Linked DNA regions of Homo sapiens: all the other regions are linked to region 1. A link is a contact called in ENCODE Hi-C or POLR2A ChIA-PET data. All regions are on one chromosome and are shown on one strand. Each heading gives the region's core, a stretch centred on a gene start or an enhancer-like site at or near the end of the contact. The rest is flanking DNA. Distances are from core to core; before and after follow the strand shown.

Region 1 (4,054 bases), core at 1,113-3,612:
TCTAATGTAATCCTATTCTGGAGCAAAATGGCAGAATGATATCCCAGTACATCTGGGAAAAGACACATGAAACAAGAATAAGAATGTTTACAGATAATACGACAGCATGGCCAGCTCCCACAGCATGTCCTCTGTAAAGGCTTTCTTCCATCAGAATGAACCCACACTGCCACAGTGCTGGGTCTCTACCTCTAGTTTGCACTTCTTCATCTTGCCTCATACCATGCTTTACCATCAGCTGGTGGTCAATCTATCTCCCCTCTTAGGATTTTAGATTCCTTATTAATTACAAATTTAAGTCAGGATTTGTCTTATTCACTATTGTTATCCTCATCCCTAGCACTTAGCACACTGCTTTATTATTTATGCACTGTAGGAACTAATTGCTTACATAAAAATGAGTACGTTCTGGAAACTAGGGCCGAAATAGGGTAAGGAGTTTATTCCAGTGAGGAAGGGTCACTAGCAAGCAAGCCTGAGAAAACGGCGTGGATGGATCCCTACCTGCCTCTCCGCCCTGGCTCCTGCCTGTCACTGGAAACATCCCGTTCCCACATGGTCACTTGAGGTCTCTGGGTGTCTAGCCGCCTCTCTGAGACATCTTGATGGCCTGGGGGTTGGACCAGGGGAATGTCTGAGAGCCAGGTGGGAGCCATTCTTGGCAGAGTTGAAAGGGGCCGAGCTTGAAAGTGGGAGGGGGGAATCAGCCCAGTGGAACCTGAAGAATTACAAAAACAAAGATGGTCAGTTTCCCAGGCAGAGACAACCACCACTCCCCTTGTCTGGTCCCACTGACCTGAAGGTGGAAACATCTCCACATTATTTGAAGGCTCTAGATTCTGTCTCCAGCCATCTATGTTCCCCTGGACAAGAGGAGAAACAAAGACACTCCAATTCAATTTTCAGGCCACCTTCCAAAGAGAAAGCCCCTACAATAACAAAGTCATAATCCTTGAATTATAGCCAGGTCCACCCGATGCTTAGCTCTTTTCCTACTTCCCCAAAGTAGGAGATACCCCAAATTCACTTGCTTGTCTCAACCTGGTTCCTCATGGAACCCAAGCAACTATCAAGTGGAGAGAATTTACTGAAAGAGACAGACTGAGAGGGGCTCTGAGGCTTTACTCATACTTTCAGGATTCTGGGCAGTGCCTCTACCCTCCTCCTTAAGTTTCTATGGTCCCTGCTGCTCCTGGCCAGAGGTGAGAAAGGAGGTACACAGTGCAGGGGTCTTGAGCGCCATCTCCAGAGTTCTCTCCATGGCTCAGCAAGGCCTGAGGGAAGCCCATCCAGACACCAGCAGGCCATGACTCTTGGGTCCTTCCCTGTTAAAGTGCTGGCCCAAGGCCTGGCCCCAGCTGAATGTGGCCACATGCAGGGCTAGACCCTCCCCAAGACCTTGGGAATCCAGGCCGCCTAGATCCCCAGGCAGAAAAGCCAGCGTCCTGACATCTTATTCAAATCTTTCCTGCGGCTGTTCTCTCAGCTTCTCTCTACTATCCCCTTAGCTTCCATGCCTGCTGCCCGCCTCCTCTTTCTCGAGTCCTAACACATAGTGGGCACTTTAAGATCTTCCTCCCACCCTCCCACCCTCATTAATCTATTTTTTACCCGAATCTGGGATCCCTACTCCCGTCCCTTTTTACAACCTAATCTACCTTTTTCTGAAGGAATTATTCTGGTCCTGACCCTCACCCCCATCTCTCAATAGCCTGCCCTCGCCCCCTGTACGCTAGCCGGCTCTACTCTCCCACCACTGCTCCCCTAGATACCCGAGGCTTCACCCAGTTAGCCCGTGAGCTCTAAGGCTGTTCTGATCTCTTCATCTGTCCCTTCACCTGGCCCCTGTACCCCCTTCCCCTTTGGACCCCTTGAACCCTCCCAGGACCCCCGCTCAGCCCCTTCCCGCCCCCAACCGACTCTTCCCGAACGTCCCTTACCAACCGCGAGAGCCCCCTACTGCGCTTTGGCCACACCCCCTACGCCTCGCTCCCGGCCCCGCCTCTGCCCCTGACCGCGCCTGCGCAAGGCGGGCGCCCTAAAGTCCTATTTCACTCTGTTGGGAGGAGGGGGAAAGGTGTACGCAGGCGCAGTGGCGTCTAAATTTGGGCCCACTAAATGCGTCGGAGCATCTCCGCGCCCAGGCGGCTCCTCCTCACTGCGGCAACCCGGGAAAACTTGTGAACTAATCAGAAAAAGTGGAAGGCGGGAGATCTTGGGGCGCTGTCCAATGGCGCGGAAGAGAACACATGAGCTGGCCAATCGGGAACGGCACGGGGGCGGGCTCGCTCGGCGCGAAGTTCGGGCCCGGGAATTCCGAAGGAGGGGTAGGCGCTGCCCGCGCGCAGAGGCCGCGCCCCTCCTGGCCCCGGCTTCTTGGCTGTCAAACAGATGCAGCAACGTCGGCTCCTGCCGAGGAGCCCAAGGGGTCCCGGGATCCGCCGCACAGGCTGGCACTGCTTGAAGAGGAGGCTACTCGGAGACTGCGCCGCGCGGGTAGATCCGAAACGGGGCTGGGGCGGAGTGGGAAAAGGCCGGGTATGCCTTGCATGATCGCGGGGAGCTCCTTCCTGTTTTTATCCCACCTAGAGAAGCCGGGAAGTAGGGGTTTAGGTCCAATTTGTTGGAGTACTTAAGGACTCGTTTGCACTTTCTTTTGGGGGATGACAGTGGATTCATTGCCCTCGGAGGTTCAACCAGTTATGAGTGAGGGATTGGCCAGAAGATCGGGGCGCAGGCAAGCAGGAGTGCTCTATTAGGATAAGCAAGTTTGACAGGAAGAAGCTACTCTTCTCCGAATTACACAGAGGTGATGTGTTCGTATTGCACGTAGACGTGTGTATAACAGGACCTCCTTCCCCGCGCCCCGCCACCCCGACACACACAGGAGCTGCCTAAAGTATCCTTGCCTTGCAGATTGGAGGCTCCCCAAATATTTTGCGATCTGAGGATCCAGCTCAAGTGAGGTGCCATAGGACGTGTTCCTGAGTTTGCATTGCACGGAGACCTTCCTGGAATTTTTCATTTGCAAGTCGGCTTAACCAATTTTGCATTGAGTCCTAGGCTGCTTGCACTCTGAATTTGGGCTATTCAGGTAGTGTGCTCAAAGTTGAAACCGCATACAGCACAACTCAAGTTTGCATCAGACTGGGAAGCGAACTTAAGCCAGCGGTGCGTGGCCCAGGAGTGGGAAAGGAAATGGATGCCTGAAGTGGAAGAGGTGGTGCAGAGGGGGCACCGCCCATGCTGCCCTGCTTCCAACTGCTGCGCATAGGGGGCGGCAGGGGCGGTGATCTCTACACCTTCCACCCCCCCGCCGGGGCTGGCTGCACCTATCGCTTGGGCCACAGGGCCGACCTGTGTGATGTGGCCCTGCGGCCCCAGCAGGAGCCTGGCCTCATCTCTGGGATCCACGCCGAACTGCATGCCGAGCCCCGGGGTGATGACTGGAGGGTCAGCCTGGAAGACCACAGCAGCCAAGGTGAGCATTAAGCAGGGCAGCTTTGCCCCTGGGTGGTTGAAGCGCCAGGCTGGAATGAGTAAGGTCTCCACAAGACCCTGCTGCCTGCCTCCCATACTCCCATCAGATTGGATGGATGGTCGTGGTCCAGACCTTCATCTTCCCACCAGAAGTGTGCACAGTCAGAAGCTCTCTGCCAGACTGACCCTTTTTGGTCCCGTTTAGCTCATACAGGACCTGGGATATCATCAGAAAGATATCACAGTGGGGATGTTCTGAGGCCACTAGAGGCCAAGTTTAGACTTGATTCAGTTTCCAGCTTTGCTGAGGCACTCTGTTCCTGGGTTAGGGCAGTTCTATGTTGAATAATGTTTTTAATAATCTGGGCATGTCTTTCTCCGTGACTTGAGGCAGTTAGCCTCAGAAAGCCTAGATTCACATTTGAGTTTTGCCACTGCCTCTTGGTAAAGTCAGCTGTAGGAGTGTTATGGTTATTAGACTATAGTAGCCAACATTCATCTAGTGCTTACTGTTATGAGCCAGGCCCTATTTTAAGTGTATTGAATGTAGGTGGTACTAATATTATCCTCATTT
Region 2 (4,054 bases), core at 747-3,246, 970 kb after region 1:
AGCCTGGGTGAGAGTTGGTGTGGGGCAGGGGGCAGAAAGAAGGGCAAAAAACAAGGGAGATGTTGACAGTAAGAGCGAGAACAAAAGCTTTAGAAGTTTAGGGCTTACAAGCCATCAATTATTTGACATTCTGGTCTGAATGGTACTGACCATCTTTCTAACCTGTTCATTCTTTCTACTTTATTTCTGGGAGAATTGATGAAGTCTCATGACTTCAAATATGGCCTCAGAGTGGACAACTTGGGCAAGAACAGTTCCAGAATTCTCAGCAGTCAATAACTCTCTTCTTCCCAGCCCCACATAACTCTTTATATTAAAAAGACCCAAGATCAGGCGTGGTGGCTTATACCTGTAATCCAAGCACTTTGGGATGCCAAGGTGGGAGGATCACTTGAGCCCAGGAGTTTAAGTCCACTCTGGGCAACATAGGAAGACCCCATTTTTACAAACAATAAAAAAAATTAGCCAGACATGGTGGCATGTGTCTGTGGTCCCAACTACTCAGGAGGCTGAGGCAGGAGGATCACCTGAGCTCAGGAGGTCAAGGCTACAGTGAGCTGTGACCCTGTCACTACACTGTAGTTTGGGTGACAGAGGGAGGCCCTATCTCAAAAAAAAGCAAAAAACAAAAAACAAACAAACAAAAAAATCTTCACTGCTAGATAACCAAAGGGGATGTGGAAAATGAAGATATTAAGGAAACGGCAAAGGTAGTGGAGAAGGCCCCCCACACCTCACACACCTCATGACTCATAGCACACAAATCATTTAAATCATTTCTTTGTCACCCACGGGTGAAGGGAATGAAGCAGAGTCCCCGTCACAGAGAGTAAGAGGGATATGGCTCTCTCACCTCGCTGGATGGCTCTGTGGAGAGACGCGATGACTCGGAGCTGAGGGAGGAGGAAGAGCAGGGGGAAGATGGCTCAGACTTCACCTGAAGATCTGGAGGAAAGGGAGTTAGAAATTATCAGGAAGCAGAGCTTAAGAAGAGTCCAAAAAGTACCCAAGGACATGTCGGTGGGGATTCCTGTACCGCAGCAAGGGAGAAGAAACAAAAATAGGGGATTGAAGGAGAGAGGATAGGCACTTATGTAGAAGCGTGAGGATATAGGAAGCTACGTAGTTTCTGGGAAACAGTGGGAAGATGAGGGTTTCTGGAAATCTGAGGGAACGACAAAGACTACCTTACCTGGGAAGATCGGCAGGAGTTCCCATGGGGGCTCAGAGGGGCTGACATCCATCCCCACGTCCAGGGAGCTGCCGTCAAACTAAATAAGGGAGGATACAAGAGGGCAGGAGTGTGAGAAAGGATGAGAAAGTAGGGGTGACTCCAGATGAGTTATGGCCTGTGAATGGGTCCAGGTTCTGGGCTCACTTTCCACCCACCAAGGGTTAGAGAAAGGCTGGGGACACAATACCGGGACATCCTGCTCCGGGCAACGGAAGAGCTGCGTCTGCTCCTCGGCCACTTCATCTAGGCCAGAATACAAGGTGCTGTCTGCAAGAAATGCTGAGCGTCGGGGGGTCGTTCGGTGGCCCCAGCCTACAGATCGCACACAAGCCCCCGCCCCATCCCTCATTGGCTCCGCTCGGCCAGACCCACCGCCCGCCCACTTGAAAAGTGATACAACCAGGGCGCTTCAGCCCCTCCTTCCCCGACCCCGGAACAACTCGACGTTCCAGCAGGGAGCAGAGTTCTTCCCTGACTTTTGTATCCCCCTTAATGCACAACGAGCCCCCTGCTCCGCTCTCCTTCAGATGGCGGATTCCGTATTTGCCCAGACTTCCTCTTTAGGCCCCCGCTTCTTTCCCGCGTGCCTCAGGGACAGTTTGCCACAGCCCTCTCCCCTCCCCGGTGCCTCACTCTGCAGACCCCAGTCCTCCGGGCTAAGCAGGTTGTCGGTGAAGAAACGCGTCGGGTCAGCAATCTCGCTGAGCAGCATCAGCTCCGCCATCTTTCCCCCCCACCCCCCAACCAGGAGACGGTTCCCAAGGCCCGCCTCTCCCCATCACCAACTAATCAGTTGACTCTTTCAAAAAAGGGGGCGTCCCGGAAGCTCTACCGACCAGTAAGAGACCTGGGTGCTGAGCACGTGAATCAACAGATGCGGATGACTGTGTAGGCGGGCCCAATGGGAGCACAGCAGCAGGAAGTAACTTCCAGACAGTGCCATACCGCCAAGCGCATGCGCCAAACAGGCTCCAGTGATAAAGCGCCTGGGAGATGTAGTACCCAGTATTAAGGTCCACCATCTCCCCCAGCCACTACTAAGTTTAGTTTAGACAGCTTCTATGTGTCCTCGGAGATAGATAAGCCCCTCAAAAGGGGCGCACTGTGACCACTGCTACCTCCCCTAGGAAGCCAAAAGCTGAGAATGGGATATGGGCTGAAACCTTCCCTCTGGCCCCCCACCCCCAAATCTCACAGCACAGACCACAATTCACAAGTTCCTGTCTCTTTTAAGGTTTAACTTTTAATCAGCCAAACATCTTGCGCAGACCCTGAGCCAGCCCTGCATCCTGGTTCTTCCCCTGAATGACCACCTTCCCCAGTTCCTCCTGGGCTGCCCGGTTTTTGGGATCTATCGCCAGCACCTTCTTGAGGTCAGCAGTTGCTTTTTCCAGGTTCCCAAGGGCAGCCTGGGCAACCCCCCTTCGGTATAAGGCCTTTAAATGGCCAGGCTCCCGCTCCAACACCCGGTCACAGCTCTGGGCTGCCAACTGAGGCTGCCCTAGCAACAACTGACAGGCAGCCAGATTGGCATGAAGGACAGTTCGTTCTGGAGGGCCAGGTGGGGGTAAAGTCAGGAGCAGCCGAAGAGCCCGTCCATAGCATCGGGCAGCTCCTTCAGGGTTCCCAGCTCGAAATAGTTCTGTGCCCCTTGCACGTTCTTCCCTGGCCAGGGCTTCCTTCTCGCTAGTCTCCAGCTCCCAGGAGTCTCGGCCTTGAGTGAAGGATGCCAGTGTGAGCCTGACAGGAGGTCCAGAGTGCCCAGGCAGCTGAAGCTCTGCTTCCTCACCTTGACACATGGACTCCAAGCATTTCTCTATGAGCTCCCCCCAAGTTTCCTCCCTCCATGGCCCTACGCCCATAGTTAGCTCTGTCCAGCCCTCTGGCGGCCCTGATCCGAAAGGAAACCCCAAAGCCAGTACCCGGCAGCAGGAGCCTAGTTTGGGTTTGTCCAAGCCATGGCCACGGATTACGATCTTCTTGACAAAGCTCCCATCGGGGCAGTACCAGAGATCAGAAGCTTGAAGGGCCTCTGGCATCTGACTGGTTGATCCATGAGACTTATGAGAGTCTCCTTCAAGTTCAGCAACCAGTTTTTCAGCTCCTTGAGTATGCTCTAGAATTTGGCTGGCTGGATCTGGGCTTACTTCCAGCTCAAGCGTTTCGGTAGGAGGGTCTCGGGGCTGCTGCCTAATCTGAATAACTGAATCAAGGTTCTCCCGAAGGTTCTTTTCCCACTCTTGTTGCGGCTGAGAGGTGTCCTTTTCTCCAATTGTATTGACTGGTGGCGTCTCCATATGGATGCTTAGTCCCTTCCACGGTGAGTGAACAGTTTTGGTCAGAAAGGGATGAACCAGGTTCAGGTCAGCACCTGAAAAGAAAACCAAACAATGCTAATAGCAGGGTTCTTATTTAGACTCCTTTCTCGTCCTTTCCCATTCTTCTGAGACCCAGGCCCCTAGTCCTGAAAGTCCCCAGTTTTGCTTTCCTCCAAAAATCTGCTCCAGCTTCCCCGTTCCACCCACATATAATTTAGAACTATAAATTCCACAATTCCCTGCGGTTAAGGTAGCCGCGCCAACTACGGACACCCGGTCGGGTCAATAAGTACCTGCGCGGCCAAAGTGCCTAGCATGGTGACAGGAGGAGCCGGGCCATTCGAATCACCTCTCCTTCCAAAGCTAAATGGCTACTGAATGCTGCCCTCGGAGCCTTGCCCCACGCGGAGAGGGCAGCCGGAGAGGGGCGCGGTGCGGGAGGCGGGGGTAGGGGGCGGAACAACTGGGAAAGATACTGACAACTAACCCTGGAGCCCGCGAG
Region 3 (4,054 bases), core at 1,013-3,512, 950 kb before region 1:
CTTTCACTACACACCCCCCTTTCCCACATTAAAATTCTGCTTCAGCAGCAGGCTTCCAGGGCTCTCTTTAGATTAGACATTCTTGCCCACACACATTACCTAGATATCTCTTGGCCTCCCTCCACACACACACAATTTTGGGGGGAAGAACAAAATTCCATTTCTATAAAGCTGGCAAAATCTAATTCATCCTGATGCCAGCCAATTTATGTTTTTGTCTTCTCAAACCAATTTCCCATTCTCTGTGTCTTTTCTATTCTGATCCTGGGGGGGTCCAAGTCTGAAGTCATTCCAAGAAGCCTCAATACAGACCATGGACTCTCTTCGGGGGTTTGCAGTGTCTTCTGTGGTGGTCACACACAATCTGAGTCCAACCTGTTACTCCCCTGCAGGAAGTGATATCTAAGAAGTCACCCACTGCCTTAGGCCTTCAGTCTCCTTACCTCTTAACAAGGGGAAAATATTTTGCCAAGTTTACCAGGCTATTTGAGGTTGAGGCAAGGTCACATAAGTACGAGTGTCTCATTAGCAAAAAGCTCTATAAAAATACTATGAAAGAGCACAGGAGCCAATGTGAAAAGAGCTCCCAACAGCCAAAGCCACAGTAATTTGAGCAACAAAATTAAGTAGTATTGGATTATAAACCAAAGTATAAAATAAATGTCCCTGAGTCTACACTGAAATTAATGATTGAATAAATTAATAAATTGGGGGAAGAGAGAAACAAATCTTCCATGCAGAATAACTGCAAACAATAATATGTAGATACTTGCCCTCAAGAAGGGGGAATATAACTCTTGGCTCCCTAGGTATGGGCTGCACTTAGTGACTTCCTTCTAAAGAGGACAATACACGCAAAGAGTGGAAAAGAGACTAACTGTACAGTGGAGAAACCTGAAAAACACTATCTCACCCAAATCAATATTAAGTCATAAATCATGTTAGTACATGCCCTTGATACGATGGGATGATAATGGCAATCTACCTCTGTGGTCTTCCTCCCAGTTACCCATAAGCCCAGTCTTAGGAGAAAAACATCAAATTCCAATAGAGGGGCATCCTACAACATACACGACCAGTATTCTTCAATGCTGTCAAGGTCATCAAAACAAGTCTGAGAAACTCCCACAGCCAAGAGGAGCATAAGGAGACATGACAACTAAATGTAATGTGGTAACCTCCATGGGATCATGAAACAGAAAAAGTACTGAGGTAAAAACTAAGGAAATCTGAACACACTATGGACTTTGGTCAATAATAATGTATTGATATTGGTTAACTGCAACAAATGTACCACACTGAGGTAAGATGTTAATAACAGGGGATCCGGTTTGGAGCATGTGGGAAGTTTGTACTATCTTCTCAATTCTTCTGTAAATCTAAAAGTGTTGTAAGAAATAAAGTCTACTTAAACAATAAAATTGCAATTTTTGAAACATAAAAAGCCTATTTTTTTTAAAGGTGATTTTTTTGAACTTGGGGAAAAACATGTTAGGGATTATGATTTCAGCTAAGAGTTAAAAACAGGAGGTTAAGGCATGCATAAACGAATGTCATTCTCCCCTCTTTTGAAGTACACACAAATCGTGGGTCAAAATTTGAAATCTACTGGAGATTTGGAAGTGTGTCCCTCCCATTTACTCCACAGAGTTAAATTTACACTTTTTTTCTAAGGCCAAATAGGGAGAAAATCAGTAAGAAAAATGCTAATGAGCTGGAAGGAGTGAAAGCACAGCTCCAAGTATTTGTGGCTAAACCGGTTTACTCCGAACAAAAAAAAAAAAAAAAAAAAGAAAGAGAAAGAAAGCATGACACTTTGGTCAGGGAGCTGGATTAGTCGCCTATCTACCAGGCTCCAAGCAACCGGACGGTCATCCAGGCCCCGCTTACTTCTGGTTCCGCAGACTAGAATGGATGGGAGTCTGAGTAGGATACCAGAAAGCGAGAAAGACCCAAGAGGAGGGGGAGAATGTAAGGACAAGCAAACAGGAGGGATCTGGCTGGCAGGGAGGACGCAGCGAACTTGACCCCCTCCTGAGCCCGCCCGGGGGCCTGGCCCCGTTTTGAACCCGGGCCCGGCGGCTGCGTTGGGTCGCCCCAAACCCGGTGAGCGTACGAGACTGTTGCTTCGCTGTATGTCTCATGTGCACCCCCTACTCACCGGTCCCGAGCTCCGGGCCGCGAATCCCGGCCGGCACCCCTCCTCTCTCACGGCGGTCTGTTCCGGGTCCCGCTCCTGCACGAGCAACCAGCGCGACAGCTCGTCCCCGCCCCGTAATCTCCCGGCTATTCGGGGCCCTTCGCCGAGATTTCTCCCGGACCAGCCCCGGGATTGGCTCCTGCCGAACTTCGCCATCCAATGGGAACCTTAGTCTCTTTTACGTCACTGATCACCGGGCAAATCCCCAGACAGCCGCGGGCGGTGGGGCACCAGGGGCAGCGAAATGGAAACTGAAATCAGGCGGGACCGAGGCTGCGCCAAGAGCCGCAGCCTGAGTTTGGCGCGTAATTGGGGTGGCCTGTTACACGGTCTAAGGGAGTAAATGCTAAGGCTTAGGAGTCACCTACGTAGGACTCTTGAGAGGGCAATAATCCCCTTTCCACCTCTCGAGACCCCTCACTGCCCAACTCTGGCCTTATGCTGGATCAGGGTCCGAGGGCGCTTTGAGGCGAAGGTGGCGCTCGCCAGGTGCTCAACATCAAATACGAAGTCCCCGCCCCTAACGTGGCCTAAATTTGCTTCCAGGACAAAGCAGGATTTTAGCAAGCAAATACTCTCAGAGACCTATTTACGAAAATTATTACTTCCTAGGTAAAATAACGTTCAACCAGACAGCCATTGTCGCCATTCGACGGAAGGAAAAACTGAGGTTCCAGGAGCTTAAGGGTCTGGGCCCAGTTCAGGGGGGTTGTTTTCGCTCCTCGACGCTGAATTTAGAAACCAGAGGCTACAAAGCGGGCCGAGACTTGGGTTCCCCAGGTCCTTGGTGGGGAGGTTTCCAGGAGGCTCGGGCGCGCCCCCGTCCACGGCCCCGGAAGCTGACGTCGCCGAAGCGTACGCCGCTGCCCAGCCTGCGCTCTCTTCCTGCTCTGCCTGCAGCCGCCGCGTCCGGTCCAGCCGCAGGGCCATGCCCTGTGCTGCGGTTGCCGTGTCCCAGGCGCCGCCGCGTCAAGATCCCCGTCTTTCCCGGCCAGCCAGGCGGCAGCGGCATTCAGCTCGTGCACTGGGCTGGCAGCAGGCTGAGAAGAGGCGGCGCAGGTTCTCCGGGTCAGCCAGTGCCCTGCTCCTAAGGGTAGAGATCTAGCTGGGGACACTGGTCGTCCGCCTAGGCAGTGGTGAGAGGGTGGGCTACAGTTGTTTGGGTATTCATGAATGGAGGAGCTCAGGGTCCTAGACCCTAAAACCTGCTGAATCTTCACCCCTCCTCCGCTGGGGGTAGGGAAATTTGCACTGCATTTAAGCAATGTATAGTGGAGTGGGTGGGACATTCAGAAGAAACCACGCCCACATTTAACACCCGCGTCCTTCCCTTCTACCCCAGCCCAGCATTTTGTCTTTTTCCCCTTTGTCCAGCAGTATAACTCACGCTGCCCCTCCGGGCTGAGAGGAGTGTAGACCTCACCTGCTGAGCACAACTCTGGCGGGCCTGTGCTCTGGAGGTGGTCTCAGCACCTACCTAGACCCTCTTGATACCTGCTTTTTTAGTTGGTGGTGTGGGAAGAAAGTGTGTTTAACATGCTCCTTAAATAATGCTCTGCCGCCGAGCGCGGTGGCTCACGCCTGTAATCTCAGCACTTTGGGAGGCCGAGGTGGGCGGATCACGAGGTCAAGAGATCGAGACCATCCTGGCCAACATGGTGAAACCCCGTCTCTACTAAAAATACAAAAATTAGCCGGGCGTGGTGGCGCGCACCTGTAGTCCCAGCTACTCAGGAGGCTGAGGCAAGAGAATCGCTTGAACCCGGGAGGCGGAGGTTGCAGTGAGCCGAGATCGCCCCACTGCACTCCAGCCTGGGGACGGAGCGAGACTCCGTCTCAAAAAATAATAATAAA
Region 4 (4,054 bases), core at 794-3,293, 810 kb after region 1:
GAGCTGCAACATCGTTCCCTTACCCTGACATATTCAAACATCTTCATGGTAGGAAAGGTCTTGAGGGAAGAGACAAAACCGTCTGGGTTACGGAAGCCAGCAACAACATTCGGGACCCCTGGGAGGAATGACTGAGCCCACCATTTCAGGAGCTTGTGTCTGACAGGAAAAGCAAGGGATCAGTGGGACCCCTCGTGCACCCTCCATTCTGCCTTCACCCTCCTCCCCAAGTCCCTTTCCCAGCCTTCAAGCCTAAGCTCTCGCCCTGCCCACCCCGATCCTGAACCTGTAGAAACTCCTCCATTGGCCAGGGCTGTGCATCTCCTTGGAGGTCTTGAGCTCCACATAGCAGGTTGGGGGCTGTGTGGATGGGGCTTGGGGGTCTGTGCAGTCTACCTCCCCTGAGAAGAGCAGAGGGTGGCTTCCCAGGCGGCTGCGTAGCACAGAGCAGAAGGCCACGTTGGTGTTAACCTCCCCAGAGGGGTCTGGGGAGCTTCCAGGTTTGTCTGCACAAGGAGAGAAGCAGCAGCAGGCGTGGGGGGCTCTCAACCTCTGGGAAGGGGAAGGGGGCTATGAAGCAGGGGCAACTCACCTGCACACATGTACTGCTCAAATTTGTATCCCATGTACATAAGCTCCCGGAGGAGCGGTGGCCGAGCAAGCCTCTGGGCCCGAGCGTTCGGTGTCTCCACTTCACTCAGGTATAGTGTTCCCTGGAACCGGGAGGCTGCCAGCTGCCAGCCCTCCTGCCGCTCATACGGTGTCGTCAGCAGTTTTGTCAGGTGCCCCCGCCACGTCACTATGGCCTCTGCCAGCCAGCCTGGACCCCTGAGAGGCAGGAGTTACAGGCTGAAGGTCTGACACAAGCATTAGTGAGATGCTCCCCTCGAAGAATAGTCTTGTTTCTTCTAAGGACTGATTCTCACCCCGGCTTTGGCTCTCCTAATTTTAGAGGGTAGGTACGGGTCTCCAGATATACTGCCTACCACGCTTTGCTCACCCCTCCAACCGGCCTCGGTGTTCCAGGAGCCAGCACAGCAGGTGGTCCAGCCTTTCCTGGACCTCCTCGTCCCGGGGCTGGTATCGATCCGGGTATCCGTCTCTGAGGTCAAAGTTGGGGCCTGGACCGTTAGTGGGGGGTGGGCTATAGTAGCGCAGGGCTCGGGCATCTCCATGGTACTGGCGTTGAGCATCCAGGGAGAAGCAGCCCAGTTCCGAAGGGCGCCGGTAGAAAGGAAAGGGCCCAGAGTAGAGGGCAGGGTCTGTGGGCAGAGAAGGTGCTGGACGAGGTAGTTTGTTCCGAGGCTCAGCTACCTCTGTCTTCTCAGCTCCTCTCTTGGTCCCCCTGGGATCCATGAGGTCCTAAGACAAGCAGGGGTACAGAGTTTCCATTCTACAGAGGAGGCCTGGAGAAGGATGACTGGTTTAGGACTAAGCGAGCCACCTGATCGCCAGGCTCTGGCCTTGAAACATTCAGGCCCCTCAGACGCCACCGCGGCCAAGCTCTCATCCTGCCTCTTTCCTTGCCCTTCACCCACCCTCCCTCCAGGTCCTCCAAATGCAGTGAGGTTAGGAAGGACGTCTGCGCTCAGATCAAGAATCCAGTTACCTCAAAGCTCCCCAACTTCCACCTCCGCAGAGCTATGACGTCATGGCAGGCACGCCAGAGGCCGAAGGATGCAAAAGTGGTTTTCTGCTTTCGATGATGCAATCATTCAGCGACAGTGGCGGGCAAACCCCTCCCGGGGCGGGGGAGGTGTGAGCTTCACGAAGGAGGTTGACACCAACGTGGCCACCGGCGCCCCTCCACGCCGCCAACGAGTCCCCGGGCGTGCGTGCCCTTGGAGGGAGCCAATCCGCGGCCGGCGTGGGGCCCGGCCTGGCGGAGGTGATGCTGGTATGTGCGTCGCCACCGCCCCTCCCAGCACTGACGGGCCTGAGGGACGACAAGTTGACGCTCCTTTCGTCATCACCTGGTCTAGGAGGGACGCCCGGGGAGACCGTACGTCACTGCTCTGCGCCGGAAGACCCTATTTTCAGGTTCTCTTCCCTCCATTCCTACCCCTTCCCCGGTACCATAAAATCCCGGGATATGAGCTGGAAGAGGCATCACCTGATCCCGGAGACCTTTGGAGTTAAGAGGCGGCGGAAGCGAGGGCCTGTGGAGTCGGATCCTCTTCGGGGTGAGCCAGGTAACCATGGCAACCCCGGGGGTGGGGCCTCGCTTCCGGTAGCCGAGAGTTTTGTTAGAACCGCGTCCCCGCCCCAGTTCCCTGTCCGTGAGCCGATTTATCTGCCCAGGGTCGGCGCGCGCGGCTGTCTCAGAACTCATGCAGCTGTTCCCGCGAGGCCTGTTTGAGGACGCGCTGCCGCCCATCGTGCTGAGGAGCCAGGTGTACAGCCTTGTGCCTGACAGGACCGTGGCCGACCGGCAGCTGGTGAGGGGCGTCGGTGCGACCGCCGGAAGCCCCTTTCCTAACTCCTGGAATTCCCTGTCACTCAGTCACTCCGCCAGCCGTTCAGCAAGCATTAGGCCTTTCAGGCGAGGGCACTGTGCCAGGCACTGGGGTGCCACAGAGACCCTGTTAAAAGTCCCGCAGGTAGTACAGGGCATTTCAAATCATGGAGGTAGAAGAACGAGGCTTTTGGGGAAACCGAGTCATGGGGCATGGTTCGAACATACAGCGCTGGGAGTGCAGTCAGACGTCAGATCATGACAGGCCTTGTACATCAGTGTTGTTTCCATCTTACACTGAGGCGATGGGCTGGTAGAGAATATCATAGAGAGAGGGAATGGTGTATTGGAGATAGTGGATGAGGCAGGGAGGTCAGCTAAGAAGATACTGCATCTGAGAAGTGGTGAAGGCCTAAATTAGGTCAGTGCAGTAGGGAGGGAGAGGAGAGTGAGGAAGAGGGAGGAGTCCAGGACAACTCAGACTTTCCAGATGACTGCGTGGCTGGTGGTATTAGGAGCACATTTAGTTGTTGGACTACAGATAATGTGTTTAATTTTATACAAGTTGAGTTGATGGTGCATGTGGAGCATCCAAAGACAAAGGTATTAGACAGTTGGATATGAGAGTTGGAGAGAATTCTGGGCCAGTGATAATAGAATTACAAGTCATGGAGGTGTGAATAGCAAGTGGTTAATTCTGTGATGTGGTGAGATCCAGTAGGAAGAGTGGGTAGAGGAGTGATTTCTAACCTTTTTGTAATCTTTAGAAGGTGATAAAAGCTATGGCTATCTCTCTCCAGAAAAATGCACGTTTGCCACATATACATAGGGTGTATGTATAGTTAGGGGGGAAATATTTTACTAATCCTGCGAGGTCCGTGGTTAAGGACTCCAGGTTTAGAGTGGAAGTTAATAGGGTCAAATCCACAATGCTGGGAAACACCATCATTTAAGGCAGTGTTACTGAATATATGAGCTGAGTTATTATGCCTGTGTCAAAATTACGTGGGCTGCTTGTTAAAAAAAATACAGGTTCCTGGGACTCATCCAAGGTTAATGAATTACGCTCTCTTGGGGCGGGATTTGGGACTCTACATTTTTGAACTGCCTCAAGTGCTTTTTAAGTGTGCCTTAAAATTTGAGATCCACTGACATAAAGGGAAAGCAGAAGAAGAGGAATCTGTGACAGAGGCAGAGAGGGACTTGCCTGAGTTAAGAGGAACCCAGAGGCCGGCGCGGTGGCTCACACCTGTAATCCCAGCACTTTGGGAGGCCGAGGTGGGTGGATCTCTTGAGCTCATGAGTTTGATACCAGCATGGGCAACATGACATAACCCCATCTCTACAAAAAATACAAAAATTAGCCAGGCGTGGTGGTACGCGCCTATAGAGCTACTGGGGAGGCTGAGGTGGGAGGATTGCTTGAGCTGGGGAGGCGGAGGTTGCAGTGAGCTGAGATAGCACCGCTGCACCCCACCCTGGGTGATAGAGCTAGACTTTGTCTCAAAAAAAAAAAAAAAAAAAGTAACCCAGGAAGAGGCCTACTGTGAAAGTAAAGAGATTTTTGAGAAAGTGAAGTAGTTGGCAGTATTAGAACCT
Region 5 (4,054 bases), core at 907-3,406, 740 kb after region 1:
TCCCAGCACTTTGCGAGGTCAAGGCAGGAAGATTGCTGAAGCCCAGCAGTTTGAGACCAGCCTGGGCAACATAGTGAAACTGTCTTCAAAAACAAAACAAAACAAACAAAAAAACCCCTACTTATAACTGCTGCTAATCAGAGTGTATTTTCACGGCAACTTGAATCTTTGCTCCTAAAGGCTGTCCTCAAAACCTGACCAAATATACTTTACTTAATGTTAAGTTTGCCTCAGTTTTTTCCTTTAGGTCAACAATAGGTATGACCCAAGAACCCTAGAACTTGGTCATAAAGCTTCTGGTGCCCTTGTCACTTCCCTCCTCTATTATTTCTGTGGCCCTCATCTCCTTTCCCACTGGGATTCCCAGGAAAAACTTTACAAATAGAGCAGTGACAGATGAGTTCCCCAAGGGCTTGCTTTGAGGTAGAAAGGAAGAGTGGTTTGAAATTCCCTTACCTTGTCATTATCATAAGAGTAATTAAGACATTAACTATATAATTGACTCTTTAACATCAAACTTTCACCACCCAAGAATGTAAACTGCAGGAAGAGAGGAACCTGTCTGTTGGTTCACAGATCAAGCACAGCCTAATATTTGACACACAGCAGCCCCTTGCTTAAATATGTGAATGAGTAAATGGAGTAGAAGCCTTAAGTGAAACTGTAAAAGAGCTCACCAAAGGTTTATGGTTGATTATCCCATCTCTCCCATCCCACTCACCTGTCCATTTCCTGGTTTGGACATGGTTTTGCGGGCTCGGTGGACCTTGGGCTGTCCCTCTGGGCTCGTGGTGGCTGGAGGGGGTTCAGACCCTGCTGCTGCAGCTCCCTGGGCTCCTGGCATACTCAGTAGCCTCATAGCCAAACTCTGGACAGATGGAGGTGATTTTCCCGCCCCTGTCATTGACATCTTGGCCCGGCTAGGACAGGAACCCCCCTTGCTGGGGGAAGAGGGGAATGACTTTGTGGCATGGCCTAGAAAACAGGCAAGCAAAAGGCAAGATAAGAAAGAAGGCAAGAGTCAGAAATTTCCCACCAACCCCCCAGGCTACCCAGCCTCTCACCCAGCAGGATCCGGCCCCCACGGAGGTCCCCATCTCCCTCAAGATTCTCAGATTCATCCCCAATGAGTGGTGTAGCCCCTACAGGGGTGTCAGCCCCCTCATCACCAACAGTGACAGTGACAGAGGCTGGAGATGAGGGGCCAGCAGGCTCCAGGGAGTCGGGGGTGGCCTTGGGCAGGGTTTCTTCACTACGAGGGGTGTCCCCCAAAGAGCCATGAACTGTAGAGGAAGAGAAAAAGTTCAGAGCTAAGGGCTCAGGAGATCCTGTGTTTAGGGAAGGTGACGGTCCAATTGGGGCCCGTTTTAGCTGCACTCACCTCTCTCGGTGGCTCCTCTGGTTTCCTTCTCCAGCAGCAGCGCCCCCATCTCAGCGGGGGCCTCCCCCTGGGAGGGGAGACAAGGGACAGGAGGGCTGGTCAGCCCAGTAGAGAGTTGGGGGGTCCAGGATGCCTGGGCCCTGGGAAGAGAGAGTAGGCTCCGGGGCCTACCTCTTCCTCTGTGGGGCCCCCCCCTTCCGCGGCCTCGGCTGCCCGGAGGGGCCGCACGACCCCTCCCCCGGGCCCGCATCAACCCCCTCCCTCTCGGTAGACCCCGCATCTCTGGGGCCGAGAGAAGAGGAGGGGGAGGGGGCGGGGCCTCCGCGCCCCGGCCCCGCCCCCTCCTCCCGGCTGCACGCGCCGCTCCCCCTTTGTCCCCCAGGCCGCGGGGACCCCGGGCACCAACCCCTCCAGCACCCGCTGCCCCCCAGCCCGGTGGACGGCCCCTCGTGCCCCTCACGCGTGCTCCTGGGGCCCCGGCGCCCGTCGCCCACTCAGGGGCAGCCGGCGGCTGCACGCGCGCCTCCGTGCCCACTCCCCCCACCTCCCACACCCTGGTCCCCTCATCCGCCCCCGGTGCTGGCCCCCTGGATTGCTGCAAGTCCCGCCCGGGCCCCCCGGCCCCGTTGCACCCCCGGAGCATTGCACGGGCGCGCGCTTCCCCCGGGCGCGCGCGCGGGCATGCACCCGCCTCTCCCCCTCCCCTTCCGCACCTCGGCGGCCGCCGCCGCTGCAGCTCCCGCCGCCGCCGCCATCGCCGCTTGCGCTGGGGGCCGAGCCGGCGCGCGGCCGCCCCGGGTCACGTGGGCGAGGGAGGGAGGGCGAGGAGGAGCCTTAAAGGAGCCGCTACATGCTTTTTGGCCATTTTCCCCTGAGAGCGGCCTCGGAGATGGCTGTGACTGTCCTAAGCTGGGAGCTGCAAGGGAGAATTCCTGTCATTCCTGGCCTCAGTTCTGCAGGGACCGAGGGCGAGACACGCCTGGGCCCAGGTGTGGCGTCTCTGTCCCCATCTGGTTTTAGGTAACAAGCGGAGCTTCTGAACTTCTCGGCTCTCGGCAGCGGCTGTATTTCCTCTGGCCTGGTTGGGCTTTTCCCGCCTCTGGTTGCTTTTCTGCCTTTCTAGTTTTTGGGTTACCAGATAGAAGGCTTGGCCTCAGTTTTGGCCTCGCCTTTTTGCTCTTTCTAACGAGCACGAAGGGGCGATAGGGACGCGGAGGACACCTTTATTCTTGGCTGGTTCTAGCATGCTGCTTCATGTCCCCTGGAGCAGCGTGCCCTTCTGAAAACCTGTGGCTAAATGTCTCTTCTGTTTATATCAGGCGTGTTACACCTTCACACGCACTAGGGATCCAGGTAAGCCCAGCGGCCCGAACGTCATTACTGACTGGTGACACTGCAGTAAGTAAACCTTTTTTGCCGAACACTTCATAAGCACAGTCAGGTACTCCGTGGGTCATAGCCCAGCGGACAATTTAAGTATAAATGATATACACCAAGATAGACAATCTCGATAGCTGTATTTAGGGTACCATCCCTTTAGGTATTACGTTTTGGTCGAGTTTGGAAAAGATCTGTATGATTTCACACGCAGTATTTGACACAGGCAGGTGGGGCACCTGAGGCCAATTAAAGGCCTTCTGGGAACTGTAGTTCTCTTTGGTTAACTATTCCAGAGCTTTCTGGGAATTGTAGTTTTCCCTGCACCTTAATCCAAACTTAGCTTTTTTTTTTTTTTTTTAGCTTTCCTGAAGACATGACCTATTTACCCCAGACAAAATATGACCAAACAGACTCCTGCTTACAATTTCCGTGGGCAGGTTGGCCACCTGTAGCTCATCCCTAGCACTGATCCTAAGTCCCTCAAATAGAGTTCATGTGCATCCCCACGACTGCCAATCACTTGTACTGTGAGGTACCTGGCTAAGTGTTGAGATTGCAGAACTGGTGGAGGGCTGGGGGTGGGGACTTGGGGGAGTCCCTGACCAGAGGAGCTCACTTGTCACACTCCTCTCCCATGTTTAGGGCTGGGCTCCTTCAGGCAAGGGATATGCAGAGTTGTGACCTCTAGGTATTAAGAACGCAGCATCACAGGGAGAGGCTGTCTAGGGCAGGATAGTCATGTACACGCAGTTGCCAGAGTGTAAAGGAAAAAAAAAAGTTTTTTTTTGTTTTTTATTTTGTGGAAAACAAAAGCAGAAAAACTAAAACCCCAAACTCCAGAAAAAATCCTAAAAAATATGTTTTTTCTTAAAAAATACTGTATGTCTCTACTCCTCTCCCTCCCTCCCAACAGCCCTTCTTGTGTTCTTTCTTTTCTAAGTGCCCTATCCCCCCCACCCCCATGACTATCCATTGTTTCTTGCTATTGTACCCCCACTTCCCAATATCTACCCAGGATGCGCACCCCACGTTCTCTTACCTGGCGTCTTACTTTGTTCTCCCTCAAATTTCAGCAAGCCTCATACTCGCAGTCTCATTTCCCCAGCATGCAAGAACTGTCTCCCACTTCCTTTTCTGGGACTCAGTAATCTTTTCCCCTTACCACTCCCTCACCCCAGGTCTATTCTAAGCAGGAGCATGTCCTCCTGCCAAATTCCCTCCCTGTTCCCACCCACCCCCCAACCCTTCTTATCTCGAGAAATGTCAGAACCTTCCCCTGGGCAGCCTTAGCCA
Region 6 (3,861 bases), core at 824-3,323, 700 kb after region 1:
AGGGTTCCAGTCAGATCCCATAAATACACACCCTGTTTGAATTAAGAAGCTCTCCCAGGGTGTACAGCTGGACATGTGCACCAGGGGCCCAGCCACAGGGTGCATGAGAGCTTAAACCCAACCTGTGCTCACTCGCCAAGCTGTGCACCCTGGCACAGGCTTGTGTCTGTCCAAAGAGGCAGTGCCTTTTTCTACTTTGCATGAGGGTATTGCATGGACTAACGCAGTCCTGTTGACAATGCCAAATGGGAAGCCAATGGCAGAGTTCCCTCTTCTCCTGATAATGTGTTCCTACCAGGATGCCCTGTCTTTCAAGGAATCCCACCCAAGCCAGAAAATCTGACTTCAGAGAATCTTCCCCTTGGAAAGGAGTCCATTTGGGGGTATCCCTCAGACTCTCCACAAGGCAGCCCCCTCCACCTATCTCCTAGGACAGAGACCTGAATACCAGAGCCCGGTCCAGGGGCAAACACTTCAGTGCCAATATCCAGGGAGAGATTCCGGGGTGTGCTCCAGGAAACACCATCATCCTTGCTCCATACCAACATGGTAGAGGCCACCTGGCAGCCGGCCTTGTGAGCACAAAGGGAGTAGAAAAGAAATACTACTCCTGTCTCAACATCGCTCACTACTGCCCCAAGGTTCAGCCCATCGGGGACATCCCCATCATTGACAATGAACGCTGTAGGAGACCATGTGCTGCCTGAAAAAAATTGGAGGAAGAAACCCAGAGTGAGCACTCTGCAGGTACCCTTTCTACCACTTCCCGTTAATTTCCCACCTTCTGCTAGGGACCTCAGGCCTTCCGATGGTCCCAGGGTGCAATCCAACACTTGCACTATCTATACCTCTTGTCCTGTTTTATTTTTCTCCATTGCATTTATCACCTTGCAACAGACAAAAAAGTTTACTTGTTTATTATGCTTGTCTGTCTCCTTCCAGTACAATTTAAATCCTGAGGGCAGAGATTTTTGATCTGTTTTGTTCGTGGCTATATTCATGAAACCTAAAATAGTGCCTGGTATAGGTATATAGTACCCAATAAATGTTTGCTAAGTGAATGTCCAACTCCTTGGTGATCCCAATTTCCAGATCACTGTCCTAGACACTTGCCCTTCTCGGGTTCCCTCTACCCCTCAGGGACTCAGGCAACCAACCCTCTAAGTTCCCCTATCCTCAGGGCCCTTGGGCTCATTGGGCTGCCCACCCATCCAACCTAGCACCGGCTCTTTCACCCAGACATCTTTATACCCTGGTCCATGGACCTCCGCAGGGCGATGAACTTGGCCCCCTCATCGGATGAGGACATTTTCCTCGCCTCAGCAAAGGCGAGAAGAGTGCCCCGCGGAGTGGCTGTGATGAGCGGGATGCGGAAGGTGTCCACTGAGCCGATCTGTCTCCCGCTCACCCACAGCAGTTGCTCCATGGTCACCAGCGGCTGCACCTGTCATGGGAGGAGGAAGGGTCAACAAAGACAAACTTGTCTTGGGGGTTTTAGGAACCCACGTTCCGATGGGAGAGGGAGGATCTAATGGGGATCCCGAGTAGGGGATGGGGTCCCAGAACAAGAAAGAGGAACACGAAGGGGAGTTTGGAGCGAAGCTGGAGGCTCGGAGCAGGGGAGGGTCTACGAAAGGAGAAGGCGCCTTCAGGGAGGGAAGGGGACCCCAAAAGAGGAAGGGGCTCGAATGAGGAGAAGGACGGGGACCCGGAGAGGGAGAGGGGCTGGGAGCGGTAGGAGGAAACGGGGTCTGGGAGAAAGAAAAGGGTCCTGTCGCGGAAAGTCGGCTCAGCCGCCCGCGTTCCGGGGGACACTAGGTGTCGATCACCTGCGCGGGTCGGGGATGGGGCTATGCAAAGGGTGACTCACCAGACCGAAGTCGTTCTCAGCCTTGGACCAGGAGGCTGCCAGAGACAGCAGCAGGAAGATCGCGGCAAACACCCAAACCCTACAGCCTCCCCAGAAGCCCAGAATCCGCGGCCCCCAGCGTCTGTCCGGGAGCGCCGTGCTGGGTCGCTCCCCAGTCATCTCTCCCCGCAGCTGCCGCGACCCTGGCAGCTAGACTCCACAGAGTCGGGAGTCAGCTGACCCGGACCCTTTAAAGCGCAGATGTCACCCTTAAGCCCGCCCCGGTCTGGAGGCCCCGCCGCGCTTCCCGGACTCTAATTGGTCTTCAAGTAGCTCATCTCCTCCCACGTGATCACGCAGCATCTCGAAGCTTGCCCTTCCGATTGGCCCTCTTGGAGGCCCTCTTGGAGGCCCGGAGCGCGTGACCCGAACGGGAAGCGGACTGGCTGGGGTGAAGAAGGGACTGGCACCATCCTTATTGGGCTTTTTGATTGGCCGCGGCACCAGGACACGTCACAGGGGCGGGGCCGATTTTAAAGAGCCGGGCGCGGAAAAAAAAAGGCCGCCTGTCGTCGTGGAGAGAATGAGTCACAGATTTACTGAGTTAACAAAATATCTTTAATAAAATCTTTTTGTTTGTTTGTTTTGTTTTGGAGACAGAGTCTGTCACCCAGGTTGGAGTGCAGTGGCGCGATCTCGGCTCACTGCAACCTCTGCCTCCCGGGTTCAAGCGATTCTCCTGCCTCAGCCTCCCGAGTAGCTGGGATGACAGGTGCATGCCACCACTCTCGGCTAATTTTTGTATTTTTAATAGAGACGGAGGTTTCACCATGTTGGCCAGGCTGGTCTCGAACTCCTGACTCAGGTGATCCGCCCGCCTCAGCCTCTCAAAGTGTTGGATTACAGGCGTGAGCCACGGCGCCTGGCCTAAAACCTTTTTTTACCACAAAATGGAGACCTGTAAGGCGAAGTGAGGTTGGATGGCTGGACGGTGGGGGTGGGGTGCAGTCCTGGATCAGGGCCGGAGCTGTCACTTCTTCCTCTTCTTGTTGTCCGGGGGCGCCTCGTTCTTCTTGCCCAGAATCTTTAGAAGGCTCTTGGACATGTAGTAGGGCCGGTCCAGGGAGCCGTTGTTCCGCTCCAGGTCTTCCACTGAGCCGCAACAGAGACCGGTTAGAGCGGACCCTGGGGCCAGGAAATCGGGGACTGGGAGGCAAGCTGCCTGCGGGATTTGGAATCCAAGCTGCACCACCACCCTTACCCCCGGGCAGGTTATGTAATCTCAGTTTCCTCCTGTGAAGTGGGGTCGGGAATATTATGTTGCATAGAGCGATGATAAGAATTAGCGGAAAAAATGCATGTCAGTCGCTTAGGAGGAGACTGGCAAACCCTGAATGGATGCATGCTGTAGAGTAAGAAAATCCCCTGCCGCTACAGCCACCTGCTGGGAAGTCTCTCTAATGGCTCTTTTTTTTTTTTAATCTTTTTTCTTTGTTTTGAGACGGAGTCTTGCTGTCGCCCAAGCTGAAGTGCAGTAGCGCAATCTCGGCTCGCTGCAACCTCCGCCTCCTGAGTTCAAGCGATTCTCCTGCTTCAGCCTCCCAAGTGGCTGGGATTACAGGCGCCCGCCACCGCGCCCAGCTAATTTTTTGTATTTTTAGTAGAGAGGGGTTTCACCATGTGGGCCAGGCTGGTCTCGAACTCCTGACCTCAGGGTGATCTGCCCACCTCGGTCCCCCAAAGTGCTGGCATGACAGGCGTGAGCCACCATGCCTGGCCTCTAATGGCTAACTTCTACCCGAGATTTCTTAGGGAAGATAGCAGAGACCTCTCCATCAGAATGCTCCTTCTTTGGAGAGCCTACCGGCCTGGGGGCTCACTCTCTTCCTTCTTCCCTAAACGCCTGGCCTCAGGATGTCACAAGAAGCTCCCTCTGGTTCGTTTAGCTCACAAAGGCATTGTTTCTAGAAGCACCAAATCTCCAAAAAAAAAAAAAAATGCTTGAACGGCTC
Region 7 (4,054 bases), core at 485-2,984, 600 kb before region 1:
GGGTCGTAGCCTCGTGGACCCAGCCCCTGAGAAGGCTGCTGGTTAAGCCTGCGGATATGATGGGTCACAGACTCCCCGTCCGAGGTGTCGGTCTGTTCCTCTCGCCGCTCCCGGCTCCCGCTGCGGCTGTTGGAACTGGAGCGCAGCCCATCTTGAAGCCCTGCGGGGAGGGGCCGGTGACGCCAGTGCTGGCCAGCTCTCAGGGGCCATAAGACCCTCTCCCCCATCGGCCTGACTCCCTTTCATCCCACTCAACTTCTTCCGATGTTCAGTCCTCCCAGACACCCTATTTGGGACCCTCCCGGATGTGCGTGGGGGGAGTCACTCCTTCAGGGAGCAGTGGGGACGGCGCCCCGTGCTAGCTGGAGGGATTCCCCTCCCCCAACTCTCCATCCTTCCCCACCCCTTCCAGATGTAGGGGGGGTGGGGGATCCCCTCCGCGATAGGCCGCGAGGGTTGACGCGGTCCCACGACCCCCTCCCACGATCCCCAGAGGTGCAGCGGGCACACCCCTCCTTCCAGATGTGCGGAAGCCCGAGCCCCGCCCCCTCCTCCCGCTCCCGCACTGACCTCTCTTCCGCTCCCGTTTGTCCTGCAACTGCTTCTTCTTCTGCTTCACGCTGAATGGCTTCTTCCTCGGCATGGCCCGGACCAGTCACCTGGCCCGCCCTCCGCCGAGCTCCCGCCGCCTCAACTGACTGCCCCCCGGGGCAGCCCCCGCCGCAGGGGCCCGGGACCCTAGAGGAGGCGGGGCTAGCAGGTGACGTCAGCGGGCGGGCCCGACAGAATTACCGCCGCGGCGGCGATGGAAGGCGGACGGGGGAGATATAGTCACTTCCCTCCAGGAGCGAGGCGAGAGGATGATGCGGGGTGGGCTACTGGCACGTGAGAGCCAGTGGCACCGAGAGGGCGCCCCGGCGGCGAGGAAGGAGGCGCGCGTGGGAGGACCAGGCTAACTCCGTCACGGACGCTACCAACTCGCGTTCGGAGGAGGGGGGGCGCGTGTCATCACTACCTTGCGCTCCCGGGAGAACCTACCACTCACCTGGAGGGGGCGGCGGAGCGGAGGGCGGGGCCTACTACCTAGGGGAGAGGGGGCGTGGACACGCTGAGGCTATACTACAAAGCCCCGGGCTTGACCTTAGTGGAAAGCCGAGACTGCGTCCAGGTTGCTGGACTACACCGGGGGCACGGTCAGAGGTCTTTAGGGGAGGGCGGCGGTCTGAGAGTCCTGGGTGCCGACCTGTTGGGACCCAAATTCCTTGTGGGAACGATGATAAGGAGCAGGTTTACAGATCATAAGTGCAAAAGCGGGCGAGAAGGGAAACCCAAGCGGGACAAGGACTTTTGGGGGGAGGTCAAAGGGCACGAAGTTGTGCCTGCAGCTGTTACCATAGTAACCGAGGACCGGATGTGGCGATCTTACGGTGCGACAGTCCTCTTCTCAGGCCCTCTGGCCCGAGAGCCTGTTGACTCTGTGACACACTCTGAGGAGCTGGTTGTGGTGTTTTCCAGCGAGGGAAGAAAAGAGTAATTTTTTCAAAGCATTTATAGAAACGCAGCAAAGGGAAGGTGTGAGGTTGCCGCCATGCCTGGCAGAGACGGAGGGAGGCAGTTGGCTCCGGAATGCGGCCGCCGCAGATGTTCTCCGCAACCTTCCGGAAGTGGAATGGCGGGAGCCTCAGCATTGCTGCCCACCGACCCCCCGGAAGCGGAAACAGAATCCCCGCGTGCCCCTTCCTCACTACCCTCCAAATCCCGCTGCAGCCATTGCCGCAGACACGATGCCGAAACGAAAGAAGCAGAATCATCACCAGCCACCGACACAGCAGCAGCCCCCGCTGCCCGAGCGGGAAGAGACTGGAGATGAGGAGGATGGGAGTCCCATCGGTGAGGGGTCTGGGAGGGATGTGCACATGCCTGTCAAGCCCGTCCGGGCAAGGGGCTAGGGGCTAATAAGGTGCGAAGGAGGGGGCTGTAACGGAAGGAGGAAGGGCGCACGCGCTGGGGAGGGATGGAAGTGGGGCTCTCCCAAATGGAGCCTTGAACCAGGAGTTCTCTTACTGGAACCATCAACCTCAATACGGCCCCAGACCTTTCTGGAGAAGGCGGGGGTGGAGAGAATAAAGAGCTCTTTTGCGCAGCCGCAGAACAGTAGGGGAAAGGGGTAGTAGAGATGTTGCAGATTGCGATGACTGGGATGACAGTTTGTATCCAGACTTTGACTGAAAAGGTACAGGTGCAGCTTTCTCTAAACTAGTCCTCTGGCCAGCAGTTAAGGTGAGGGATTGGTTCATGTCTGGAGACACTTAGGTTGTTTTGGATAGCGACGGTACGGTGAAGAAAAAAAGTTGTCAGTATCTTTTCCTGCATTATCCCCTTTGATTGAATATCTACTTTTTGCAAACCCTGAAACAGCTTTGCAGAAAAAAGGGCAGATAGATGGGGTGAGAACTCCCAAGACTGCTGAAAATATACCTGACTTTACTGGTTGAATTAAGAAATAAGTAATACAAGAAAAACACCTAAGAACAGAATCATCAGTCCTTTAATCCATTCTGATGACCATATTTTCATGTCTGCTCTTAGGACCACCCAGCCTTCTGGGCCCTCCCCCCATGGCCAATGGAAAACCTGGCGACCCTAAGTCAGGTGAGGAGGAAGGGGCCCTGATCCTTGTATTAGGTCGTAGAGAAGACAGCAAGGGAGGGGATAAAACCCAGGAAGGACTTAAAAATAAAAGATCAGGGATTCCATCCCTAAATGAATGGAGAGAAGTTGTATATTTGCTGATTTAAAAACTCAATGTTGTAAAAATGTCACTTCTTCCCAAATTGATAAACAGATTTCATGCATTCCAAGTCAGAACACCCATAATGTTTTTGTGGAAATACACATTATTATAGGGAAATGCAAAATATCAAGGCGACTATCAAGACAATCTTGAAGTGGGAGGGCTTACTATGAATATCAAGATTTGTAAGCTGGGCATGGTGGCACACGCCTGTAGTCCCAGTTACTCAGGAGGCTGAGGTGCGAGGATCCTTTGAGCCCAGGAGTTTTTGAGGCCACTCTGGGCAACATAGTGAGATCCTGTCTCTAAATACAAGAAGAAAAAAAGACTTACTATAAAGCTACAATAGTTACAACGATGCAGTTTGGAAACAATGATAGACATAAGTCAATAGGACTTATGTCCCGAAGAGTCCAATAACAGGCCCATACATGTGTGGACACTTCATTTATGATGAAGATGGAACTGAAAAGTTGGTCTTTTCAATAAATGATATTGGATCAATTGGATATTCATGTGAAAAAAATGGAATTTCACCTTGCACTCATAATCATATACAAAGATCTATTTCAAATGGACTGTAGATCTAAGTATAAAAGGTAAGAGAATAATTATTCTAGAAAGTAAATGTATTTTCTAAGAGTAGCTAAGAGTTCTTAAACAGACAAGAAATGCACGTATACACACTAACCATAAAGGAAAGATTGATAAATTGAACTCCGTTAGAAAATATAAATTTGCGGCTGGGTACAGTGGCTCACGCCTGTAATCCCAGCACTTTGGGAGGCCGAGGCGGGCGAATCACGAGGTCAGCAGTTCAAGACCAGCCTGACCAACATGGTGAAACCCCTGTCTCTACTAAAAATACAAAAATTAGCCGGGCATGGTGGTGTGTGCCTGTAATCCCAGCTACTGAGGAGGCTGAGACAGGAGAATCGCTTGAACCTGGAAGGCGGAGGTTGCAGTGAGCTGAGATTGCACCACTGCACTCCAGCCTGGGGGACAGAGTGAGACTGTCTCAAAAAAAAGAAAAAACAAAATACAAACTTGCCAAATAATACCATTAAGAAATTAACAGGAAGCCATACAATAGAAGATATTTGCAATAAATATAACAAATAAAGATCCTGTATCTATAATATATAAAGAACTCTTCCAGACAAGCCATTTGAAAAATTGACAAAAACACAGGACACCTTATTAAAATGGAGATCTAAATGAACTAAAGGTCTAAATGAACAAGTACTCAATATCATTAAT

The links. Hi-C counts contacts between places; a loop is a spot of excess contacts on that map. ChIA-PET counts read pairs that join two places held with the same protein, here RNA polymerase II (POLR2A). Pooled maps may share reads with other maps.
Region 2: a loop to region 1 is called in a pooled map, with 11 times the contacts of the local background. The contact joins the promoter of ATF6B here to the promoter of TCF19 in region 1. A Hi-C loop is called at or near these places in 6 of 50 pooled maps. POLR2A ChIA-PET finds 5 or more read pairs at or near these places in 2 of 52 experiments (PC-9 and naive thymus-derived CD4-positive, alpha-beta T cell).
Region 3: a pooled map shows a loop between it and region 1 (9-fold over the local background). The contact joins the promoter of TRIM26 here to the promoter of TCF19 in region 1. A Hi-C loop is called at or near these places in 1 of 37 single-sample maps with no recorded cell type and 7 of 50 pooled maps. POLR2A ChIA-PET finds 5 or more read pairs at or near these places in 1 of 52 experiments (activated naive CD4-positive, alpha-beta T cell).
Region 4: a map of CD8-positive, alpha-beta T cell shows a loop between it and region 1 (4-fold over the local background). The contact joins the promoter of WHR1 here to the promoter of TCF19 in region 1. A Hi-C loop is called at or near these places in 3 of 168 maps with a recorded cell type or tissue (CD4-positive, alpha-beta T cell, CD8-positive, alpha-beta T cell and HL-60/S4) and 5 of 50 pooled maps.
Region 5: a loop to region 1 is called in a map with no recorded cell type, with 12 times the contacts of the local background. The contact joins the promoter of EHMT2 here to the promoter of TCF19 in region 1. A Hi-C loop is called at or near these places in 1 of 37 single-sample maps with no recorded cell type and 5 of 50 pooled maps. POLR2A ChIA-PET finds 5 or more read pairs at or near these places in 2 of 52 experiments (B cell and GM12878).
Region 6: a loop to region 1 is called in a map of naive thymus-derived CD4-positive, alpha-beta T cell, with 7 times the contacts of the local background. The contact joins the promoter of NEU1 here to the promoter of TCF19 in region 1. A Hi-C loop is called at or near these places in 1 of 168 maps with a recorded cell type or tissue (naive thymus-derived CD4-positive, alpha-beta T cell) and 8 of 50 pooled maps. POLR2A ChIA-PET finds 5 or more read pairs at or near these places in 1 of 52 experiments (WTC11).
Region 7: a loop to region 1 is called in a pooled map, with 13 times the contacts of the local background. The contact joins the promoter of PRR3 here to the promoter of TCF19 in region 1. A Hi-C loop is called at or near these places in 1 of 37 single-sample maps with no recorded cell type and 13 of 50 pooled maps. POLR2A ChIA-PET finds 5 or more read pairs at or near these places in 2 of 52 experiments (Caco-2 and GM12878).

What each region holds. Positions count from the first base shown.
Region 1 is chr6:31,156,227-31,160,280 of GRCh38, forward strand. It overlaps TCF19 (transcription factor 19), which reads left to right and starts at 2,363. Exons shown (of 4, transcript NM_007109.3): 1 at 2,363-2,496; 2 at 2,671-3,481. The coding sequence starts at 3,244. CCHCR1 (coiled-coil alpha-helical rod protein 1) reads right to left here and starts at 1,576. Exons shown (of 18, transcript NM_001105564.2): 1 at 1,159-1,576; 2 at 797-863; 3 at 505-718. The coding sequence starts at 1,374. RefSeq lists enhancers at 1-83, 817-1,317, 1,318-1,818 and a silencer at 3,042-3,225.
Region 2 is chr6:32,126,250-32,130,303 of GRCh38, forward strand. It overlaps ATF6B (activating transcription factor 6 beta), which reads right to left and starts at 1,997. Exons shown (of 18, transcript NM_004381.5): 1 at 1,868-1,997; 2 at 1,422-1,501; 3 at 1,193-1,271; 4 at 854-945; 5 at 1-3. The coding sequence starts at 1,958. It overlaps FKBPL (FKBP prolyl isomerase like), which reads right to left and starts at 4,039. Exons shown (of 2, transcript NM_022110.4): 1 at 3,846-4,039; 2 at 2,458-3,605. The coding sequence starts at 3,531. The coding sequence ends at 2,482.
Region 3 is chr6:30,211,144-30,215,197 of GRCh38, forward strand. TRIM26 (tripartite motif containing 26) reads right to left here and starts at 2,263. Exons shown (of 10, transcript NM_003449.5): 1 at 2,162-2,263. RefSeq lists an enhancer at 2,594-3,482 and a silencer at 2,941-3,123.
Region 4 is chr6:31,970,320-31,974,373 of GRCh38, forward strand. It overlaps WHR1 (winged helix repair factor 1), which reads left to right and starts at 2,044. Exons shown (of 7, transcript NM_004197.2): 1 at 2,044-2,192; 2 at 2,302-2,438. The coding sequence starts at 2,093. DXO (decapping exoribonuclease) reads right to left here and starts at 1,819. Exons shown (of 7, transcript NM_005510.4): 1 at 1,610-1,819; 2 at 1,001-1,362; 3 at 593-828; 4 at 287-506; 5 at 24-159. The coding sequence starts at 1,356. RefSeq lists an enhancer at 1,606-2,316.
Region 5 is chr6:31,895,542-31,899,595 of GRCh38, forward strand. EHMT2 (euchromatic histone lysine methyltransferase 2) reads right to left here and starts at 2,157. Exons shown (of 28, transcript NM_006709.5): 1 at 2,095-2,157; 2 at 1,382-1,448; 3 at 1,065-1,283; 4 at 722-975. The coding sequence starts at 2,136. It also overlaps a transcript of C2 not described here. RefSeq lists enhancers at 1,300-1,996, 2,080-2,674.
Region 6 is chr6:31,860,748-31,864,608 of GRCh38, forward strand. It overlaps NEU1 (neuraminidase 1), which reads right to left and starts at 2,074. Exons shown (of 6, transcript NM_000434.4): 1 at 1,871-2,074; 2 at 1,252-1,444; 3 at 441-703. The coding sequence starts at 2,029. It overlaps SLC44A4 (solute carrier family 44 member 4), which reads right to left. Exons shown (of 21, transcript NM_025257.3): 21 at 2,445-3,001. The coding sequence ends at 2,880. RefSeq lists enhancers at 2,255-2,880, 2,881-3,504, 3,505-3,861.
Region 7 is chr6:30,555,561-30,559,614 of GRCh38, forward strand. PRR3 (proline rich 3) reads left to right here and starts at 1,735. Exons shown (of 4, transcript NM_025263.4): 1 at 1,735-1,890; 2 at 2,590-2,652. The coding sequence starts at 1,785. It overlaps GNL1 (G protein nucleolar 1 (putative)), which reads right to left and starts at 929. Exons shown (of 12, transcript NM_005275.5): 1 at 571-929; 2 at 1-160. The coding sequence starts at 643. RefSeq lists enhancers at 207-772, 773-1,337, 1,338-1,902.